2 separate regions of the Homo sapiens genome follow, and region 2 is linked to region 1. A link is an interaction called in ENCODE POLR2A ChIA-PET data of the cell type or tissue named here. Cell type or tissue: MCF 10A. All regions are shown on one strand. Links, peaks and the distances in the headings refer to the core of each region. The heading gives the core; the rest is flanking DNA. Region 1 has its middle 28 kb from the start of C1orf116. Region 2 overlaps CD46 (CD46 molecule).

Region 1 (2,916 bases), core at 95-2,594:
GTTATTCAGATCCCGAGATCTGAGCTCAGGATCTTCTGCAGAGAAATCTACTCTGACACAGTAGCCGGCATTAGGTTCCCTCATGGGCTCTCAGAGTACACCATGCTTTCCCTATATTGCATGTATCACAAGTGTAATTTACAATTACCGTTGTTACTGTCTGTCTCATTTGCTGGACTGAATGCTCTATGAGGACAGAAGCATTTTGTAGTTCTTTTTTTTTTTTTGAGACAGAGTCTCGCTCTGTCATCAGGCTGGAGTGCAGTGGTGCGATCTCGGCTCATGCAACCTCTGCCTCCCGGGTTCAAGCGATTCTCCTCCCTCAGCCTCCCAAGTAGCTGGGGCTACAGGTGTGTGCCAAAACGCCCAGCTAATTTTTTGTATTTTTAGTAGAGACGAGGTTTCACCATGTTGGCCAGGATGGTCTCTATCTCTTGACCTCGTGATCTGCCCACCTTCGCCTCCCAAAGTGCTGGAATTACAGGCATGAGCCACTGTACCCAGCTTGTAGTTTTATTCACTATAATATCTTCAGTACTGTGGATGAGTGAGTCAATTTGATTCAATTTAATAACTAACACTCAGATTCAGCAAAGACTTGCTGGGCACCTACAATGTGTCCAGCATGGTGCACTTCCATATGAACACTTAATTAATTTAATTTCCACAAATTTGATGCTAGAGTTTGGAGTCCCAGGGCTAAAGTTATCACATTAGATTATGAGAATTAGATGAGCTCATATATGTTGAAAAGCATAGGCCTGGCACAAGTAGGTAATCAACAAATATTTATTCAATGGACAAATATGTTAACAAAGCAAACTTCTGATAAAGAAGTTAAATAATTTCTTTTCTTTCTTTCTTTCTTTTTTTTTCTTTTGAGACAGAGTCTTGTTCTGTCACCCAGGCTGGAGTGCAGTGGCGCGATCTCAGCTCACTGTAACCTCTGCCTCCTGGGTTCAAGTGATTCTCATGCCTCAGCCTCCCGAGTAACTGGGATTACAGGTGTGTGCCACTATGCCCAGCTAATTTTTGTATTTTCAGTAGAGACTGGGTTTCACCATGTTAGCCAGGCTGGTCTCAAATTCCTAGCCTCAAGTGACCCACCCACCTCGGCCCCCCAAAGTGCTGTCATTACAGATGTGAGCCACCATGCCTGGCTAAATAATTTCTTTTAAAGCTGAAAAACATAGGATTTCCCAAATCACATAGGTTATAAGCGCTAGACCTGGGATTTGAACCCAGGCCTAGAGGTGTGAGTCCAGATCTCATCCCATCACCACTGAGCTCTCCTGGCCTGATGGGGAACTCAAAGAGGTAAAAGACCTTTGTTTGTTTTCAAGGAACAGGCCGTACAGTTGAAGAAGATAGGCACATAGGAAACAACCTGAAGACATAGTTTCCTCTGATTTCATGCCAAGGAAATTGATATGGACAGTGAGTGAAATTGGAAATCAGAGAAGAGAGAGATCCAAGGAGCAGTGAGGGAAGCCTCCAGGGAAAGAGAGGTGGGAAAGGACATTCCCGGAGGATGAGATGACAGAAGCAAGAACAGAAAGGAGCAAGTCAGTATGTATGGGTACGCCACCTACTGGACGATGCACGTTCCTAGTTAGGAGGAGAGGAAGCCTGGGGAGGAGAGGTGGTGCCAGGAGCCACAGGACCTGCATGGAAAAGAGAGATGCCATTGGGCTTGGCAATGGGAAATCATTCCAGATTTCTGACCAAGGGAGCAGTCTGGTGTGAGTAAAGTTCAGGGAAGATCAGCCTGCGAGTGTTGTGTGGGATAAACTGTAAGAAAGAGGAAAGAAAAGGAAGGCAGGGGAAGCGAAGAGGGAGGAAGAATAGAAGAATGGAGGGAAAGAATAGTAGCATTTGTTGTCCACCTTGCAGGTCCTTTCCAAAAGACAGCTTGTTTAATCTTCTCAACTACACTGCATGGTATGTATTATTATCCCAGTTTTGCCGATAAAGAAGCTGGAGTTAAAAGAGTTGATTAACTCACCCAGGGTTACTTATCTAGATAGAAACCAGAACTAATGCTTGAGTGTTTTGCCTCCAGATCCAGCAACCTTTCCTCTATATTTCAAGGTACAGCTGGCAGGGATCCTAGTTAGGAAGTTACTGCAGCAGCAGGGAAGTCATAGGGTGGTGGATTTGGGTACAGAGACTTTCCTGAGCTAAAGTAAGTATGCCCACCTCCAGGGCCCAGCTCTAAAAGCCTGATGGTGGGCACGTTGAGGTGGGCTTTGCTCTAACAAGTCCAGCAATGAAGTCAGGAGCAGTGAAGGGTCCATCCTAGGAAAAGTGTCCAGTGTGGAGTCACGTGGAGAGGAGAATCCAAAGCAGAGTCTCAGGAGATGCAGTTAGAGCCGGGGAAGCAGCCTGGGCGGGAAGTCAGGGCAGCTAGGTTTTAGCCCTGGAAGTACCACTCTGGGACTTTCGGTCAGTCACTTAGCCTCCAGGAACCTCAGTCTCCTCATCTGTAAAATAACATTTAAAATCTAATCTTCCGTATCTTTTTCATTTTGAGACCCAAATGAGATTGTGACTATGGAGGTGGTTTTTTTACTCAGGAGTTCTGGGCTTGTGGAAGAGATGGTGATTGCTATCAGGTGGCAGGATGGTGACAGTGAGGGGCAGGTGGACCCAGGGATGGAGGAGGACAGAGGACAGGCAGACATTTCCCCACCCAGGACAGGCCAGATGTGCTCCCTGAGCTGTTGCCTGTGCTGGGTGTTTGCCATCAGCCATTTCTCCCTCTGACTTTATCAGTTCCAATTAATTCGTTGCTCACCTACGAAGTTCCCACTCTCCTTAAATCACTGAGATGAGCAATTCTTATTCCAATCTTCTGAATACCCTTCCTTTTACCTTTCCTCTTCACTGAATATCCAAAGAGCTAGTGAGATAAAT
Region 2 (2,916 bases), core at 90-2,589, 750 kb after region 1:
GATATAAATCTGACAGCATTTAACAAATGATTGGAGAGAGGGAAGGCTTCTCTGCTCATCAAACAGACTTTGGGGCATCTGTGCTTGCTGTTCCCTCAGCCCAGGAACATTCTCCTCCTGACCTGCTGCAGAAACAGTCTCGCTCTTCTGCAAACTCAGCTGGAATGTTACACCCTCAGAGACCTTCTCTGATCACCCCACCTCGCGACCCCCCCATCTCAGGTTGAACACATACAACCCAGTTCAAGTCCCTCTTCACTTGTAATCACCCTTTTAAAATGACCTTTTCTGTTCTTTGTCTCACCCTGTCAGAATGCAGGGATCCTGTCTGTCTTGTCGCACTTGTGGTTCCAAAAGCCCGATTTGTTTACCTCTGTATCTGTTAAATACCAGAAAATTAAATATACTATTTGGCTGGGGCTTAGAGCCTAGGAAAAAGTTCCTCCTGCCTCCAAGAGGAAGGTTCTTTAAAGAGCTATGCTCAGGATGGTCTTTCTGCGGTACCTAAAAAGCTAGGGCAGTGGCAGCTGAGAGCCAGAAAGGATCTGTCTCCCCTATTTGTTGACTCTGCAGGGCTTCCAGTACTTCAGTCTTGCATCTCACTGATCATTAAAACGTTCATTTTGAAGGAGGGTAATGGGAGTAGGGAGTAGTGGTGATAAGAAGAAAACAAAAGGACTTTTTTTTTTTTCTTTTAAGATTAATGTTTAGAATAGGCTTAGTGCTAGAAGTTCAGCCTGGACAGCATAAGCAGACCTCACCTATACAAAACATGTAAAAAAAAAAAAAAAAAATTAGCCAGGTGTGATGTTGCATGCCTGTGGTCCTAGCTACTTGGGAGACTGAAGGGGGAGGATCACTGGAGCCCCTCATGGTCAAGGCTGCAGTGAGCCCTGATCATACTCCAGCTTGGATAACAGAGCAAGAGACCCTGTCTCAAAACAAAACAAAACACACACACATACACACACAAACAAACAAAAAAAGAAACAAAATAGGAAGCTGAAGAAGATAATGAAAGCGATTTGAAATAGAGGAACATAGAATTATGAAATGAATAGGGTGCAACATGGAAAATAACAAAACTAAGAATGAAGAGAAGGAAAAGCAAGGTTAAGTTTGAGGTTCATAAGGGTAAATCAAGACAGGTATGAAACCTAGAGAAAGTAAAAATGAGAAGTCACGATGCTAGGCAGAGAGAATACGTGAATTAAAATAAACATTCAATTTTTGGAGCAACTCACTCTCACAAGGAGAAGGTTTCGTAAGCAGACAGTGCTGTGCATGGGAGACCTGCCCTCTCAAAGGTAGTTGCCAAATGGTTCCAGATAGTTGAAGGAAACATGTATCAAATTTCAGGCCAGTCTCATTCCTCCAGAAGAGGAGCTGCTTTTTTGGACAAAACCCGCAATCTCCTGTTGTGCGTGGTCTCTTCTGCCTATTTTAGGTGTTTTCCTTATTTCCAGTGAAAGAAGCCAAGATCAGTAAGCACTTACACAGTAGCGTCTCAGTTTCCTTACTGGGCATACTACAATGCAAAGAGAGCAGTCCATATCTGGTCACCTGCCAGGATACCAGAAGACTGGGAGATAGGCAGCACAAGAAATGGCCTAATCTTCTTTCTCCATTGTGCTGTAGAATGATTATTTTCAATATGAAATTGATTACAATATATTCTTCACATTGTTTTGTGTTTGACAGCAGTGGATTTTGAATACCAAATTTTTTTTGAATAGCTACTCTGAGTGACATATTGTGCTGGGTGTTGTGGCCACATGGATGAATGGAGTTGGCCTTGTTAACTATTAAACACAAAAGCATGTGATAGTTACCTGAGAGATCCATGCAGGGGAGAGTCCAGGGGAAGGTGACTGATCACTGCTTCCCAGGGGGAGGCAGAAAATGCTTCCTGGAGGAGATGATGGGTGGATTAAGGAAGATGAGTTGAGCAGGAGTTGTAGCTACCAGCCAGGGAGGAAGGGTATTCAGAGCAGAGGAAGCAAGGTGAGCAAAGGCACCAAGATGTGACACTACTGGACTGCCAAGCTATTCAGTGTGGCAGAGTAGGGCAAAGGAGGCAAGAAAGAAGGAAGAGGATTAAATCACAGGGTGAGTAATTCTGAAAAGCAACAGACTCATCAGGAGTAAACACTCACCATCATAAATTCAGACTTTCACGTTATTACCTGTCCTTTTAGGGCAACTTGAGCCTTTTGTTTGACTTAGCACAACATGAATCCAAACTAGGGTTGTTTTGATTTTCCCAGGCACGGTAGCAGACAATTTCTTGAATACTTATTTGCAGATAGAGTTTGTCAGTGTCAGCATTTCTTGTGCACCCACAAGGTGAGTATAGTAGAAAAAGAAGAACATGGTTCTTGACCCCCAGGAACTTGCCTTTTAAGAGAAGACACCCTGAAGTGACAAGCTGTTATAAGTTAGTGTTTTAAACTATGGAAGAACAATCTGAGCAGAGTACTCTATACTGTAGAAGACTTCTTAGAGGAGAAGTTACTTTTGAAATGAATTTAGAAAAATGTGGGGAAAGATGCATCCATATATATTTTAAGATCAAAGACATTAATGCTGTCTCTTCAGTTTATTGTCGAATGTTTATTCCCAAACAAACCAAAAGCTAATAGGATGTTACTTAAAACATGCAAGTCCCATTTCCTCCACTGCTATGAGCACTCAGGTAAAAGCATGGAACAGTCATTTAAAATCTTGCCAAGGGCCTTTCTGTTTTTTCTGTACTACCTGCTGCCAGACCACAGTCCATGGCTGATGAAAGTGATATCAGTACTTCATCTTCATGTTCCTATTCTCTTATCCCTAGATGCCTGTGAGGAGCCACCAACATTTGAAGCTATGGAGCTCATTGGTAAACCAAAACCCTACTATGAGATTGGTGAACGA

What was found. Peaks named below come from ENCODE experiments on the same cell type or tissue, not always from the same donor. Only the 100,000 strongest peaks of a DNase experiment are listed, where the experiment ranks them.
Region 2: POLR2A ChIA-PET joins it to region 1 with 5 read pairs; 1 of 35 experiments calls an interaction of 5 or more read pairs at or near these places.

Annotation. Positions count from the first base shown.
Region 1 is chr1:207,003,589-207,006,504 of GRCh38, forward strand. It overlaps the pseudogene TRP-TGG5-1. Among named protein-coding and RNA genes, the nearest start is that of C1orf116, 28 kb to the right of the region's middle. In MCF 10A, for the core only: a CTCF peak has its summit at 1,586 (motif pointing left); a DNase peak (open chromatin) is centred at 1,583.
Region 2 is chr1:207,754,178-207,757,093 of GRCh38, forward strand. CD46 (CD46 molecule) reads left to right here. Exons shown (of 13, transcript NM_172351.3): 2 at 2,837-2,916. Among named protein-coding and RNA genes, the nearest start is that of CD46, 3.6 kb to the left of the region's middle. In MCF 10A, for the core only: no CTCF peak of the experiment used is centred there; a DNase peak (open chromatin) is centred at 1,304.